Linked DNA regions of Homo sapiens: region 1 is linked to region 2. Evidence: chromatin loops called from intact Hi-C (ENCODE). Cell type or tissue: heart left ventricle. All regions are shown on one strand.

Evidence for each region. Peaks named below come from ENCODE experiments on the same cell type or tissue, not always from the same donor. Only the 100,000 strongest peaks of a DNase experiment are listed, where the experiment ranks them.
Region 1: it touches region 2 in a loop (2.0-fold over the local background); 27 of 110 quality-filtered maps call a loop at or near these places.

What each region holds. Positions count from the first base shown.
Region 1 is chr1:19,441,376-19,449,375 of GRCh38, reverse strand. The region is part of intron 1 of CAPZB (capping actin protein of muscle Z-line subunit beta); the gene reads left to right. LOC124903869 (a long non-coding RNA gene) reads right to left here. Exons shown (of 3, transcript XR_007065525.1): 3 at 2,840-3,092. Among named protein-coding and RNA genes, the nearest start is that of CAPZB, 40 kb to the left of the region's middle. RefSeq lists enhancers at 622-711, 1,466-2,133. In heart left ventricle, a CTCF peak has its summit at 3,485; DNase peaks (open chromatin) are centred at 365 and 3,288; H3K27ac peaks cover 6,257 bases.
Region 2 is chr1:19,394,940-19,402,939 of GRCh38, reverse strand. All of the region lies in intron 2 of CAPZB (capping actin protein of muscle Z-line subunit beta), which reads left to right. Among named protein-coding and RNA genes, the nearest start is that of CAPZB, 87 kb to the left of the region's middle. RefSeq lists enhancers at 1-401, 1,080-1,759. In heart left ventricle, a CTCF peak has its summit at 4,321; no DNase peak of the experiment used is centred here; H3K27ac peaks cover 1,272 bases.

The sequences.
Region 1 (8,000 bases), 46 kb before region 2:
AGAGACAAGGTCTGATTCACTGGCAAAATCTTCCCCGTTCCTCAGCTCCATGCCTGACCGTGACTCGCATCTCGCCAGGCCAGTGCATTTCCTCTTCTGGCTGTCATCGGAATTTTCAAGTGTCAAGACCCCACTTTGTTCCTGTTGTCCTGGTTCCGGCTTTGGGAAGCATGACCTTTCAGGCCTGCTCAGAGACACCGCAGTGCACTTTGTGCGTTATCAGCCTTACAGAGACTCTACGGTCAGGAGTTTTTGTGGCAATGGAACTGCTGGGGTTTCATCTGCAAATGAAAACCATCTGGCCAGCTGCTTGGGTCAGATGGAAACCAGATGGGAGAAGTCAGGAGCGGGCAGCGAGCAGCCTGGGGCAGCGTCCCTAGTCACGTCATGTTTCCACTTCCTCTTGCCCCCTCGCCTCCCCTGCCTGCAAAACGATTGTTATTAACCCATCACCTCCTCCAATGCCCAGGCAGTTCCAGGATACAGGGTTCTCTCGCCCAGGCCTTGGCCAGCCCAGAAGATGTGACCCAGAACCTAGAAAGGTGACACGCACTTTAGATCTGAGGGGGGAGGAGGAGCAACAGGTGGCCGTGGCCATCAGGGTTGAAATGTTAACTGCCAGGGTGAAGGGAGAAGTAAATAGCAAAGCTGATGGAATCCACAAGGCACAGTCTACCCCCAGGAAATGTGTTGGCTAGGTGACAACTTTTTGCCCAAGTAGGGAGGAAAGTTAGTCTGGTCACCAGGCAGCTTCTAATGTGAATCATCTGCAGTTGAATAAGAAAAAACCCCTACAGCATTTATCATGGGTAGGTAATGATGAAACACTGCATCTTTCTCTGGTCCACAGTGCCCCAACTGCAACCAGGTTTGTTTCTGCGGTTCAGAGAAGAAACAGCTTGTGAGTTTTTACCTCTGGGCTTTGTGGATTAAGGCGGTTGTCAGAGAGGGAAGTAATGTATTATTTTCCATCTCTAAACACTCCTCAACTTGGGGCAACAAAAGTAGAAAAATATTAATCAAATGCTCTCCCGAAAGGGTGGAAGGGAGGAGGAGAGGAGATGTCCCATTCACAGTGGTTGACAGCCAGGAGTGGAGCTCTGCCACTTGGAAAAGGGAAAGTCCCTCATGGGTGGGCAGTGCCTGGAGAGAAGCGGGTATTTGGGATGTGCGCAGCGGCGCACCACCCTTCTTGCTTGGAGATATTTTGGCTTCCCATCCTATAGACTGTGGCCCCTTGATGCGCAGTTGGCTGATAGGTTGACTGGCTACTACTTAATTTTCCTCCGAAAGAAAAGCCCACCTGTGCCAGGCCTGAGAGGTGTCCTGAGCTCCACCCACTCCTGGGGGAGTGTGTTTCACAGTTCCCTCGAGTAAGCCCTCCCTCCGCCCTCTTTTCTTCACACTGACGGAAGCTTATTAGAGTGCAGGGGAGTGAGGGTGTGATTAGAGAGCAACATTGAGCCTGTTCTAATTCTTAAACCTAAAATGAACTACGCTTTCACTACTGTTAGTTGCCGATTGCTTAGATAGTACCAGTGCATCAGAGAGGCCCAGCATTCTGGCAAGGCCACCGAGGCGGAGAGGAGCAGTGTGGCCTGCGAGCTGCTGGGGCTGGGTCGGATGGCGTCAGTGAGCCGTGCCCTCCTCCACCAGCTCCCAGGGTGCTGCTGTGCCACCCTGGCCCTGATCTTAGGCTGGCATCCCCCAGGTGTATCTGTGCAACTCACCATTTCGCTGGATTGCTGCATGCACACAACACTCTTAGGAAGGCACAAAAAATAGATCTTGTGGTTTCAGCCTTCTATGATGATGCTGAGTTCCCTCAAAGATTAGGTCTGGGCCAGGTGCAGTGGCTCTCGCCTATAATCCCAGCACTTTAGGAGGCCGAGGTGGGCAGATCACCCGAGGTCAGGAGTTTGAGACCAGCCTGGCCAACATGGTGAAACCCCATCTCTACTAAAAATCCAAAAAAAAAAAAAAAAAAAATTAGCTGGATGTGGTGGAGCGTGCCTGTAATCCCAGCTGCTCAGGAGGCTGAGACAGGAGAATTGCTTGAATAGAGTGAGACTCCATCTCAAAAAAAAAAAAAAAAAAAAAAAAGATTAGGTCTGGTGCTGCCCAATGTCTCTGTCTATGTCGAGTTTTAAGTTCGTCAATATTTTTCTTTCCCACTTTAAAACAAAGCAACAACAATTACAAAATCCTTCTCTGCAGAAGGATGATAGAAGAAAGAGAGAGCTTGCACCCAGTGAGGGCTGGGATGGGCACACCTCCTGGGGGCCACCATAATCTTGAGTGTGGCAGGTGTCATTTTTTGGGCAGTGGGGTGGTAATTTGAGAAAACATACTCAGTAATAGTATTTTTTGTTTGGAAAATAAAGTGAAGCCTAGTTTTGCACAGTACAAACCATAGAGGGTAAAATTGACAAAATCCAGTTGGCGTGATGGATCACGGATTTTTAGAGACTGAAATCATGTGATGGAAAAAACTTGGAGTTCACTAAATACATATGAAAGGAGGGGAAAAAATCAATCTTTCCACCTAAAGAAAAACACTGTTAACGTTTTTATATATCATTTCCAGGATTTGGGCATTTTTTTACTCACTTGATAGTAAATTTTTATATTCAGTTTCGCTAATTAAACATAAAACATTTTCCCACGTTTTTAACACTGTGCAATTGTAAGGGTTACACAGTAGATGATCACTTCCCTGTTGTTGGGGGAGATTATTTCCAGTTTTTTTTGCCGTGGAGCAGTGGGTAGAGCAGTGGGCATCTTTGTTCATCAGCTTGAGTGGTTTCATTAGGGTAGATTCCTAGGAGGTTATGAATATTTTAAACGCTTTTGACATTTACTTGCCCATTACTTTCTAAGAGAATTGCACCCATTTGTACCTTTTCAGGCTTCCAGATTGCCTTTCTAGACTCAGATCATTGTGCCTTTTATGTAGTTCATAATCTTCCACTCACCTTTACTTCTTACATGGCTCACTGTCATATTACTCACTTTAACTTTTGCCGATGGCTTTTCACCGTAATTGAGTACTTCCAGGGACTAACATGTTGTCAGGGGTGGTTTTCAAGTTTCTGTTGAAACAGAGAAAAATGGTCTCAGTTTTCCTGCACGCAGTGCATCCTGAACTTGGTAAAGTATTTGGACACCCCGGCCAGTGCTGTTTTCCTTTGGCCTGGCTTTAAAGCGAGCCTGGCAGTGCAGCCTGAGCCTCAGGAATGCATTTTCAGGGCTGGCGCTCTTCCTGCCTCCCGTGTAGACTGGAACTGACCTCGCTGACCCTGCCGCTCTCAGGTTATCTGTTGAGCCTCTCTGCCGAGGGCTGTTTGTCCAGGTGATGCCGAGAGGCCTCCAGCTTCCTCTGTTCCTGCTACAGGGTCTTACCATGTGCTCTTGAGGGCAGAGCATAAAGCCATGGACTGCCCTCCTGCACAGCCCAGCACTCCCTGCCTCTAGTGGTTGTTTTGTTCTTTTTTCAGCTGCTTTATTGAGATCTGATTTACATATAAGATTCCCCAGCTTTAAGTGTACAGTGCGGTTTTGTACATTTTTAGGAAATTTACAGAGTTGTGCATCCATAACCACAATCCAATTTTGGAACATTTCCATCACCCCCAGAACACCTCCTGCATCCATTTGCAGTTATTCTTCATGCCCACTCCTGCCCCAGCTCACCATTCACTTTCTGTCTGGCCATTTCATATGTATGGAATCATGCGGATTATTTTTTAGAGAAATTATTTGATTCTAAAAGTAATCCCTGTTGGAAAACATCTGGAAGAATGGGAACCAAGTTATTATTGGCAGTTACCTTTGGGGAGTCTCTAGGTGGTGAGATCACAGGGGGATGTTTCACTTTCTGTAATGCTTTGAATTTCCTACAGAGAGCCTATGTTCCATTTATAATCAGAAGGAAAGGGCAAAGCGGGGAAAGTGCATGTTTTACTCTTGGAAAATGCCAAAATGTATAAAGAGAATTAAAAAAAAAAAAGTCACTCAAAATTCCCCCTCATGGATGAAACAACTTTTGCTTTTTTGGTGGGTTTTTGTTCGAGTCTTCTGAGCACATTTTTAAAATATGGCTCTGAAATTTGCATCCTGCTTTTTCCTATTGGGTCACATAAGTCTTATTCCCACTTGCTTAAAACACCTTTGCAAACTTCCTGTTAGTGATCGTACAGTGCTTCATCTTACAGTTGTACCTTAATTTACTCATGTTGGACATGAAGGCTGTTTTCACTTTTTGCTATCATAAATAATGCTGAAATGGATATCTTTGTGTCAAAGATCTCGTGGGTCAAAAAAATTTTAAAAAGGCCAGGCGTGGTGGCTTACACCTATAAACCCAGCACTTTGGGAGGCCGAGGCGGGCAGATCACTGGAGATTAGGAGTTCAATACCAGCCTGGCCAACGTGGTGAGATCCCGTCTCTACTAAAAATACAAAAATTAGCTGGGTGTAGTGGCAGGCGCCTGTAGTCCCAGCTGCTTGGGAGGCTGAGGCAAGAGAATCGCTTGAACCTGGGAGGTGGAGGTTGCAGTGAGCCAGGATTGCGCCACTTCACTCCAGCCTGGGCAACAGAGTGAGATTCCATCTCAAAAATAAAAATAAAATACAAAAATTTGTTTTCTTCCCAATTTGGAGCTATCTTACAAAATTGCTTTTTAGATCACCTCTCTGAATTTCAGCTACACGTTGTAATTGCTTACTTTGGCTGGAGGATTGGTTCCTTTGTGTCAGTTTCAGGCATGAGGTGGGGAGTGGCAGAACAGCCAGGCCAGGGCCTGGGAAGATGGCAGGGTCCTTAGAGCCAGTGTGCAGTTATGTTTATAATCTAGATGGGGCTAGGCACGCTGTTTTCTGTAAATAGTCCCTTTGTGTTCGTCATTAGTTTTCAGTAAAGGTTTGTTTGTTTATATGAGTGAGAAAATGTTTTCATTGTTTTAAGAGGGTTGGACCCTAGAGTGTTTTAATAAGATACAAGCCCAAGTTGTCACAGGGTGGGGAGGTGGCAGCTGGGTGTCTGAGACCTCAGGGCTGGGGGGTGTTGCAGACTGATGGAGGGGCAAGCCCTGGGGCCATGTACACCTCAGGAGAGAGAGGGATTGAGGCCAGAGACACACCTGCCTCTTTCTATGGGAGACACTCCTGCTGAAGCTCTTCATTGATGAAAATCTGAATAGAATTTTTTTTTTTCCTTGAGACGGAGTCTGGCTCTGTTGCCCCGGCTGGAGTGCAGTGGCATTATCTCTGCTCCCTGCAACCTCTGCCTCCCAGGTTCAAGCAATTCTCCTGCCTCAGCCCCCTGAGTAGCTGGGATTACAGGCGTGCTCCGCCACGCCCGGCTAATTTTTGTATTTTTAGTAGAGACAGGGTTTCACCTGAATAGAGTTTTTTTAACCAGAGGGGACGTTTGGGGAACAGAGGGGCACTATGAACCCACCAGATATTTCATTCAGACTTTTGTGTGTGTGCACTCCCTGGGGAGAGAGCCCATAGCTTTCATCACAGAGTGCCCCAGAAGGCTTTGAGTCCCTCTTGGTGAGGAAGGCTGAGTCTGGGACATGCCTCACTCTGCGGCCACACACAGCATCTGCCAGGCGGCCTTGCCCAGGTGACCTGGCCTCTCTGTGCCTTGCTTTCCTTGTTTGTAAAGTACCTGACACAGTGCCTGGCACACCGGAGACACTGAGTGTCACATCAAACCTGTTGTCTTTTTTTCTTTTTAAAACAACAACAACAACAACAATAACTTAAGCATACCCTGAGAGAAAGCTGTTGTTTTAATTTTGGCTCAGGGAGGTTTCCAAGGCAGCTGTGGACCAGAAACTGACGTCAACAGTCTGAGGTCTCCCTAAAGCCAGGCCGTAAGTCCAGTGGTGCTGCCGTGGCTATATTAATATTATACAGTGTCTTATTTTAAAAAAAGGAATGGATTTTTATCTTTTATTTTTATTTTTTTGAGATAGGGTCTTTCTCTGTTGCCCAGGCTAGAGTACAGTGGTGTGATCATAGCTCACTGAAGCTTTGACCTCCCAGGCTCAGGTGATCCTTCTGCCTCAGCCTCCCGAGTAGCTGGGACTACAGGCACGCGCTACCATGCCTGGCTAATTTTTTTGTATTTTTTTTTTTTGTAGAGATGGGATCTCAGTATGTTGCCCAGGCTGGTCTCGGAAGTCCTGGGCTCAAGCCATCCTCCCAGCTTGGCCTCACAAAGTGCTGTGATTACAGGCGTGAACTACCACTCCTGGCCAGGAATGGATTTTTAAAATCCTGTTATAAAAGTAAGAAAGGTCATTGTAGAGAAGGATGTAATTATGATTTTAAGGTTTTTTTGTTGGGGGAAGGGTATGAAGTCAGTGATAGACATCTACGTGTTCACTCCTCTGGACGCTGATAGGATGGATGCAAGTAGCGAAGGCCTCCTTCAGCACCACTGGCGTAGAGGTTGTTTGCGCCGCACAGAGGAGGTGTATTTGTGTAACGTGGAGTAGGCAGCCAAGCTGAAGGCAGGAGCAACGGAACTTTCCTAAAAACAAACCGGAGTTGGAGATTCTAGGGAGCCTGCGGCATCTTTACAGGAAGCCAGGGAAGGAAAAGCTGTCCAAGCCAAAGGGTTTTTTGGTGATTTTTGAGGACCCTGTGTTTTTCAGTCCTTCAGAGCAGCTGGGCTGCTACAAAGCTGCATTTAGGGTTTCGTTTGGCCCCCTGCCCCGGGAGGGCTTTCCTGGACCGAGTGCGAGTGTGAGTGTGAGAAAACTGCCTAATGTCCAGTAAACATTCGACTCATACTGGCCTTAAAGCTTGCAAGAGCCTAGGAGTAGGTGGCAACCAGGCCTTACCGTAAGGGAACTTTAAGTTAGTGTTGCCTGATTTAAATTCAGAGAACTTTTTGTTACAGAGAATTTCAAGCACGTGATATAATGAGCCCCCAATTATCTGTCACTCAACTTCAGCAGTTATCCTCCGTGCCCAGCGTTGTTTCAGCTGCTCCTGCTCACTCCACGCCCCCCCACTCCCCAGCTCGAATCAGTTTGAATCAGATCCTCTGGTGTAATTGTCATGAGCAGTCTGGGTCTCTCCATTCTGAAAGCCAGATTCTAATAGTGTACCCGATGTAAACAACAGGACTAAGCACTGACTTTTGTTTTTTGAAAATTGTCAGTTAAAAAATTTGTGAGCCTTTTTTTTAGGATTACAGTAATAATGTAACAGGCTCATTGAAACTGGAAATCACAAACAGGGTTTAAAGATGACAGAGCCCTTCATCTTTCAGCATTTGGAGCTATCACTGATGCTTTTTAAGGGCTGTGGATACCTCTCCTGTGCTTTTTTTTTTTTTTTTTTTGGAGACAGAGTCTTGCTCTGTCGCCCAGGCTGGAGTGCAGTGGCACAATCTCAGCGCACTGCAACCTCCGCCTCCCCGGTTCAAGCAATTCTCCTGCTTCAGCCTCCCAAGTAGCTGGGATTACAAGGCATCCACCACCACGCCCAGCTAATTTTTGTACTTTTGGTAGAGATGGGGTTTTGCCATGTTTGCCAGGCTGGTCTCGAACTCCTGACCTTAGGTGATCTGCCCGCCTCGGCCTCCCAAAGTGCTGGGATTATAGGCATGAGCCACTGTGCCCGGCCTCTCCTGAGCTTTTGAGCCGCTTGGTGCTGCTGTTTTTTTTTTTTTTCTCTGTCTGCCTTCTACACTGGGGACCCCACCCAGCATCACTTGGGAAAGATGTGATGTGATGCTTCTTCAGTTCCGTAGTTCTGAGTATACTGGAGCCACCCTGGGTGTATGTTGTTATGCAAAAAAAGGGGTGAACATGCCCTGCTGTGTATACTAGGTAGGTACTCAGTAAATGAAGCTGAATGAGTGTGCTATACCTCACTCCCCTGAGGCCAACAAGGTTTTCTCTTTCTTCCTCTGAAACACTTTAAAACTCCTCTTTCCCTGTGCTGGGCTGGGCAACAAAGCCGAGTCCCAGATA
Region 2 (8,000 bases):
GTAGCTGGGATTACAGGTGCCTGCCACCACCCCCAGCTAATTTTTTGTATTTTTAGTAGAGATGGAGTTTCACCATGTTGGCCATGCTGGTCTCGAACTCCTGACCTCAGGTGATCTACCCGCCTCGGCCTTCCAAAGTGCTGGGATTACAGAGGTGAGCCACCGCTCCCAGCCAGAATGCAAGGCTTCTGATGTGAGGAACATGGGCACTGCAGAGCACCACAGAGGACACCGTGGCCCACCCTTGGCAGGCAAATCCCAGGGAAAGCTTAGAGTGGGCAGAGCCTGAGATACAGCTGGTGGGTGGTGGGAAGGTACTAGCTGGGCAGGGACTGAGCAGGAGCAGCTGGGTTTCTGCCTGATTAGATAGAGCGTGTGAATTGGTGTCTAGTGAGCTTTGAGTTTTGATTCAGGCCACATGGGTCCCTTACCAGAAAGCAGGTGATGGGCGCACACTCTGGTTTTGCTGAGGATCAGCTGTTAGCTCCCACTCAGACTTTCTAGATGGGTAAGGGACAGAGATCAGCAGGTTCCCTGCAATTTTAAGATCGTAACTGAGAAATGTGCCCTTGTAAGCCTGTTGATCCAAGAGCCTGCCTGCCTCTAGAAAAGCCCACATCAGTCCTTTCCTAGGAGGCAGTGGCCTTGTTGCCTCTGTTGAGACAAAGTTCTTTATTGACCTCACAGGGAGCTGGGACTTTCTGAATCAGACCATTCAGGTGTTCTCTCAGTTCCTGTTGATTCCTTCGCAGCCCTGGTGGGAACAGCTGCTGCTCTTGAGGGAACCTAAAGTAAACTCCTGGCTTGCCATTTTCCTGAACTCGTAGATTTTGGCAGAGGAGAAGGGTGGAGAGTCCAGGCCTTTGTTCCTGATCCTGTCACCCTTATGAGTTAAGATTTGGCAACCCTTCTCATAACTGCTGGGGGCATAGGGTATCCTCAAAAGTAGAGTTAAATTACTGGTTTAAAGAGTCTGTGCTCCAAACTCCAGTGAACTTCATGATACAGAAAGCAAAGAATTGAAGGGTATTAGCTGTTTGGGGAAAACCACTGCTCCCACCACCTGGAAGCCAAATAAGCAGATGTCCCCTCTGGGTGGAGCAGGGGGCCAACATCACTTTCTTATGTTATTATAGGTCGTCAGCCTATGTGTAGGCCATTTCAGTCTCATTGGAAATACCTGGAAAAATGCCTGGACTTGGAAAAATGCAAACAAAAAACACAGCACGTAGCTCTAAAGGGGTTGTTTAGTCCTCCCCTGAATTCTGTTTCTGCCTTAAAACACCAGAAGAGCTTTGGCTGTGTGCCATCTGCAGGAAGCACCCTAGGAAGGAGAGGATCCACCCTGGCTTCTCCCAGGCTAGGTGGTCCTTCGTTTTTCACCTTTTTAAAAGGCTCACCTGAGGCTGCTGAAAAGGTGGCAAAAGACAGGACTGCATGCTTCATTCCCAGCAAGAGTGTCAGGCAAAATTCGAACTCCTTGATCACCCATTGGTTTCCACATTCTTTCCATTCCGGAGACCAAGGGGAGATTTGCCGATGCTGATGCTCCCTGGGCTTTGCAAAGCTTTCCCTAATTAAAGTCCTCCCGGCTGTGTGCATAGCTCTTCTGCTGCAAATCTTTGCCCTTTTGTGTTTGTGTTTAAAATTCCATCTTTCCAAAATGTTTGCCCACTCAGCAAGTCTCCTTGAAAGCCCTCACTTTTGTTTGGGGGAAGTTTTTTTTTTTTCCTTTTTGGTTTTTATTCTGCCTATGTGTAGGAAATTTAAGTCTCTTAGGAATTGCTTGTGAAAATGCTCTCTGGTCTTTTTTTAAACCATGATGAGTGTCTCTCACCATGGCATTGGAAGCTGGCAAGGGATGCCCCTGGTGTCCGTGCTGTTAGCTGCCACTTGAGCTTTTAGATGGAGCTACTGGAGTATCATTTTGGTTCCATTCTAAGGAAAATGAACAAAAGAGCTTTTCCCTCCTGTTCAATGTGCAACAGTGCTACAAGGTGAGAGAAGTATGTTAGCGAGGAATCTGAACCAGGTCAGGATCGGGGCAAGGTGGTAGGAGGCTGAGCTCTCCAGTGGTGAAAAAGATGGCTCTTGTCACCTAGAGCCAGGAGGCATAATTCAAGTGAAGTGCATATAGGCCCGTTCCTTGGCCTTGTCCTCATAGGATTTTTTTTCCTACAAGATCTATCCAGGTCCTTCATTTGGGGAACCTTATGGACTCCTGTTGTTGTTGGAAGCCGGAGAACAGTGTTTGGAGAGCTTCCATTGAGGATGGTCTGAAGACTCTCACTTTAAGTTAGATCCTGCCCTCTGGTTGATGAGAAATGTGAGACGTAAAAGTGAATTGGAGAGAGATCCCACTTCCCCACGTGCCAGAAAAGGCAGACAACAACTCCCTCCTCAGAGCTGTTAGAAAGCCAACATCTCGCGGTTGGCAGGCACTGGCCCTGGATGAGGAATTCCTGGGTCGCCCCCCTTAGAACATGTCTGGTTTTGGAAACAGGTTAAAAATACTTGAGGAGGGCATGGCACGCTCAGTCTGCTTCCCTGATGTTTGAAATAGGCCAGGAATGTGGGCCGGGAAGCCCAGAGGAGCCTGCGTGTCCCGCAGGGTTTTGTAGTTGGAGCCTGGGGTTTCTCCTCTCCATCATCACCCCCTTTAACTGCCAGTGACCACATGCCAGATTCATGAAGGGCACACTGAAATTGACGAAGACCTGTGCCATGGGTAGCGGGAAAAACTGGGCTCCCTTTAGTAAGCAGGATGGTGTTGAGGTCTCGGAGGCAGGCAAGGGGTGGGCTCGGAATCTCTCCTGGAAGAGAAAAGAGAAGGGAATTTGGATTCTGTATACAAATATAGAAATTCCCTAAGAGTTTAAATTTGAACATGGCATTCAGGGGAGAAGATTATGGGTTCCAAGCCTTTTCCTTCTTCCCCTTCTTGTGAATAACTCACTCAGCTGCTTGCATCTGTGTCCTAAGGCTGTGAACCGAAGAGCTGGGCAGTCCACAGTTGGTTTGAGCCTCAGAGTACCTTGCTTAGTAAAGGTTTGTTTTAGGAGGGATGACACAAACTTTTGAGTAACTCTCAAGTCTTGAACTATGAAACTTCGTAGGATGTCAACACTAAAATGAACCTTACCGATTATCTCATCTAGTGGTTTTCAAACATTTGGAAAATTGGTACAGCCCTTTTTTTAAGCAAAATCTTAGAACTTGAATAAACCAGGTAGAAGGTGGTAGGCCCAGACTTCCTCTCCCACTCTTGACACCCTGAGCTCCTCCCTCTGTACTCACAGCCCTCAAAGTGCTCCTCTCTCAGAGAACCATCCATTGCAGAGACCAGGGAGCTGTGGCCCATGCCCCATGTAGCACCGTTTCATGGCAGAACCAGCTCTGACTTCCAGGCCAGTGGCAAGTCCCTGCAGTACCTTGGTTTATTTTGATGTAGGAAAAGCTCTGGGTAGTAAGAGTGAAGAGTCAAACAGCTACGACTGAGAGTGAGGAGAAAGACAACACTGCCCATGGTTCCTGACACCCAGGGTCACTTTTTACCAACCTAACTCTGGGTCACATGACGTACTCGTATTCTGAAACTGTTGGTTTCCTGGATGTCTACCTGTGATGTCTTGGATCCATGTGGTTCTCTCTGCCTAAAATATCCTCTCTTGATTCACCTTCTTAACAACAGCTTTCTGGAGATATAATTCACATAACATAACATTTACACTTTTAAAGTGTACGGTCCAATGGTTTTTAGCACACGCAAGAGTTGTGCAGCTAGCTGGGCATGGTGGCTCATGCCTGTAATCCCAGCACTTCGGGAGGGCAAGACAGGCGGATCACTTGAGTCCAGGAGTTCAAGACCAGCCTGACCAACATGGTGAAACCCTGTCTCTACTAAAAAATAAAAAAATTAGCCAAGCATGGTGGCAAGCACCTGTAGTCCCAGCTACTCGGGAGGCTGAGGCAGGAGACTTGCTTGAACCTGGGAGGCGGAGGTTGCGGTACTCGAGATCGCTCCATTGCACTGCAGCCTGGGTGACAAAAAAAAAAAAAAAGAGTTGTGCAGCTATCAGCATTCGGCATCCCACGCTGTCTGCCTTTGACAGACAGAGATGCTCTCTGTCTGCACCTTAGTCCTTGGGCTGCTTTGCGACCTGCCCTAACTGCCAGCCCTGCCTCACTTTCTGTAACTCAGCTCAGATGTGGCCCCCTGGAGATGTCCCCTCCAGTCTCCCCTGCTTGGTCGTTTCTATGGGTGACTCAGTGAAATTACAGCAAAACCTGATGAGACATCCCTCCAGTGGAAGGAATCCAGTGTGAAACATTGTGGCCAGACAGCCTGGGTGACTTTTGTGCTGAGAACAGCGAAGCAACCCGACTTGTTGAGTCTGCCTTAGCACCCGCTCCCCCACTCAGACACGTAAACATGGCACAAACACTCCCACTTGAAGGGAAACAGAAGTATTACTGGAATCATGGTAGGTCATGGAGGTTTAGAAGCTTGTGATCGTGAGGATTTTTGGAGAATCTGTTGGAGGAAGCCAGACCTCCGCCCTCTGACTCAGTGGCTCCGTGCTCTGAGCTGGTCAGCCTCTGCTGTGGCTTCAAAGGTCATTCGCCTCCCAAGGGGCTATCAGGACCCCTGGGGCGAGGAGTACAGGGCTCAGCACCTCGCCTGGCTCATCGGGAGACTGAGCAGGTGTGGCAGGATGACTGTGGCTCACCTCCGTGTGTGGGCCCTGGAGGTCACGGAGTTCCTCATCATGGAGCAGATCCTCTCGGACTTGAGGGTGTTTCACAGGCTTTCAGATTCTAAAGTATCCCCTGCGTTGCCATTGCCCATGGTTGCCTGGCCGTGTGACTCCTTATTGTCACTTTCTGCCTCAGGTGTCTCGTTTCTGCTAAACAGAACATGTGAGATTTCCCTGGCATCCCCACCAGTGTCGACGTGCAGATGAATATCAACCCACAGACCCCGATGCTGTTGGTCTGTCCCTCTGGGCGATCATGAGCCCCCCAGATCAGTGGTAAAGAACAGCCCTTCCTATGCTGCCCCATCTGGCTCCTCCCGCATTCGGGTGGCGCGCGCCCTCAGGCTTCCCCCTGCATTCTTATTTTGTAACTTCCATGGTAGCCCATTCATAGTTTTCACCCTAAACTCTAGGTTTAGACGTGGACATTTGGCACACATGTGGTTTATAAAGCCTGAGGCCAGGCCTAACCCTTAGTATCCAGTGATGATGAAATGGATGCATTTCCCATTTCCCTCCCTGAAATTAGGTCTTGATGCTGTACCCTAGTAGGTGGCTGGTATGAGAGGTTCCGTTCGCGTTGACCTTGTGTGAAAAACCAATCTTGCCAAGTACTTCTCTCTGCCACCATCCAGCTGGTGACTCTTTCAGCTGAATTATTTTGCCTGCTAGGTTACTCACCAGGTGTCATTCTAGAGTCCGCACGGCCTTAGGGTGGGATCGCATGGCTTTCATTGAATTACCTGCTGTGTGACCATAGCCAAGTTGCTTAACCTACCTGTGCCTCTTTTTTTCACCTGTAAACAGTAATGTGGGATAATAACACCCCTGCCTTCTGCAGGGTTGCTGTGATGATAAAATGAGGATGTGTGTTACATGCCTTTTAAATGGTAAGACCTAAACATCTTTGCTGTTATTCCAATCATAACTTTGATAGTTCAGTAAGTCCTCACTTAATGTTGTCCATAGGTTCTTGGGAATTATGACCTACAGCAGGCCCTTGAATAATGTTTCATTAAAATGTTGACGAGAACAAAAATTTGGTTTCACTATGTATCTTTTCACTTAAACGAGAGGACAGAGATCCTCTGTGAAATTACAGTGTCTTTGGAGAAAAATCAACTTATATATGAGTTATGTTTGTGTATTTTTACCTGGTCTTTTCCCAAAAAGATTTCAGGTGACAGAAGAATACAAGCCAATACGATAATCTTTTTTTTTTTAATTTTTTGAGACAGAGTCCTCTCTGTCACCCAGGCTGGAGTGTAGTGGCGCCATCTCGGCTCACTGCACCCTCCGCCTCCCAGGTTCAAGCGATTCTCCTCCCTTAGTCTCCTGAGTAGCTGGGATTACAGGTGCTCGCCACAGTGCCTAATTTCTTTTTTTTTTTTTTTTTGTATTTTTATTAGAGGTGGGGTTTCACCGTGTTGGTCAGGCTGGTCTCGAACTCCTGGCCTCAAGTGATCCTCCTGCCTCGGCCTCCCAAAGTGCTGGGATTACAGGCATGAGCCACTGCGTCTGGCCAATAATCCTTAATAAAAATGTGGACTGAGAAAGCTGGACCGAGGACTGAGGACCGTCCGGGAAGAGAACAGCAGCTACCCCGTGCTTGCCTTCATGCTGGGAAGGCTGCGGGTCTGGCTTTAGGAGGAGCCTGTGTAGGGTACGAGGGGCAGCGGCAGCTCCACAGCAGGCGGCAGCCCACGCCCAGTGGGTGCACACCTTCATCCAACTCAGGGCTGGCAGTCAGGAAGATGAAATGCCATCCACGTCAAGTTTCGGTCTGTCTCCCACTCACCGAAGAATAGTCCCTCCTTTAAGGGAGGTGCTGAAGAGTGCTGAGAACTTGCTTCCCACCAAGGCAGGCTTGGGCTTCAAAAGATCAGAACCTGACCCAAGTGGCCCTAGTTTTCCACCATCCCACACCATCCCACCAACGCTTCAGAAGTCCTGCCAGCATCAAGCCGGGCATGAGGCCGTCCAGACAGCTCATCACTGCCCTGGGGAGACACATGCATGTCACAAACCTGTGAGGCTCAAGACCGCATCCTGCACAGGGTGCAGGAGTAGAGGCGGGGCAACGGCCTCTGCCGTCGCGGCTTTGGGAGGTTGCAGTGGAAGAGGCAGGCGTGGCCGAATCAGACCCTGAAGGATGACTTAGGTGGAACACGGGGAAGAAAGGTGGTCTGGATAGACATGCAGGATGCTGGGTGTGGGGCAAGCCTGAGTCAGGGGAGCCTCCCTGTGCTCCTTAGCCTGAGGCCATCGCCTGGCTGTAGGCGGCAGCTTCTCCTGCCGGCTGGCTGGCCGGCTGCAGGCAGTTCTCAGCACTAAGTCCAAGATGACTTCCATTCTGGTGACTCGAAGGTGGTTTTGTATGTTGTGCTTCATCTCTCAGGGACGAGTCCTTAATTAAAAGCAGCCGGGAGCTTAGAGAGACCCTGGCTTCTCTGCACACAGGTGATGGGTTGTGTGCCTGGCCAGGAAATGGTTCATTTAATTAGGCTCCGAGGGCCTGGTTCATCCCCTTCAGGGAAGCTTAAGGTTACATGTGGACAACAGGAGCCTTGTGTGTGCCTGTGGTTGACCCAAATGTAGTGATTTTCATTTCTCCTTTCCATTTGTCTTCTTTGTTCTGCCCCTTCCTGACCCTTTCTTTAGGAAACCGTTGTGGCCCCTTCCAGGCTGTGAGATTCCAGAGGGCAAAGCTTTGGGGTTTGGAGTATGAATGGCTGAAAGCGAGCCCAGGAGGCCTGCTTTTGTTTATTATTTATCTCTGGATGGTCAGGGCACCTGTCTGAGAAAAGAAAGAGATGGAGGGGACTTACCGTTTCCTGAAAAAGCTCTTTGTTGTTAATGGCATGTGGAAGACTCATTTCTAAGTAGAATAAATCATTTGTTGGTCAAAAATGGCTTCCTAATGTTGGCCCTCTCGGCCAGCCTCAGTTGTATTAAACCCTAGGTAACCAACCACAACCCCCGCCTTGAGTCATGTGCCTCATATGAGCAGGTACAGATGCTGCTGCACCCTCGAAGGGGTTACGTGACGAAAAATCCACTGGAAGTAGAAAATGCTTTTAATCCCCCTAACCTGCCAAGCGTCGTGGCTTAGGCTGGCTGACCCTAAATGTGCTCAGAACACACCTACAGTTTGGTGAAAGCACCTGGCGCGCGGTGGCTGTAGAGTGTCATCGCTCACCTTTTTGATCACAGGGCTTGTGGGGAGCTGTGGGAGCTGCTGTC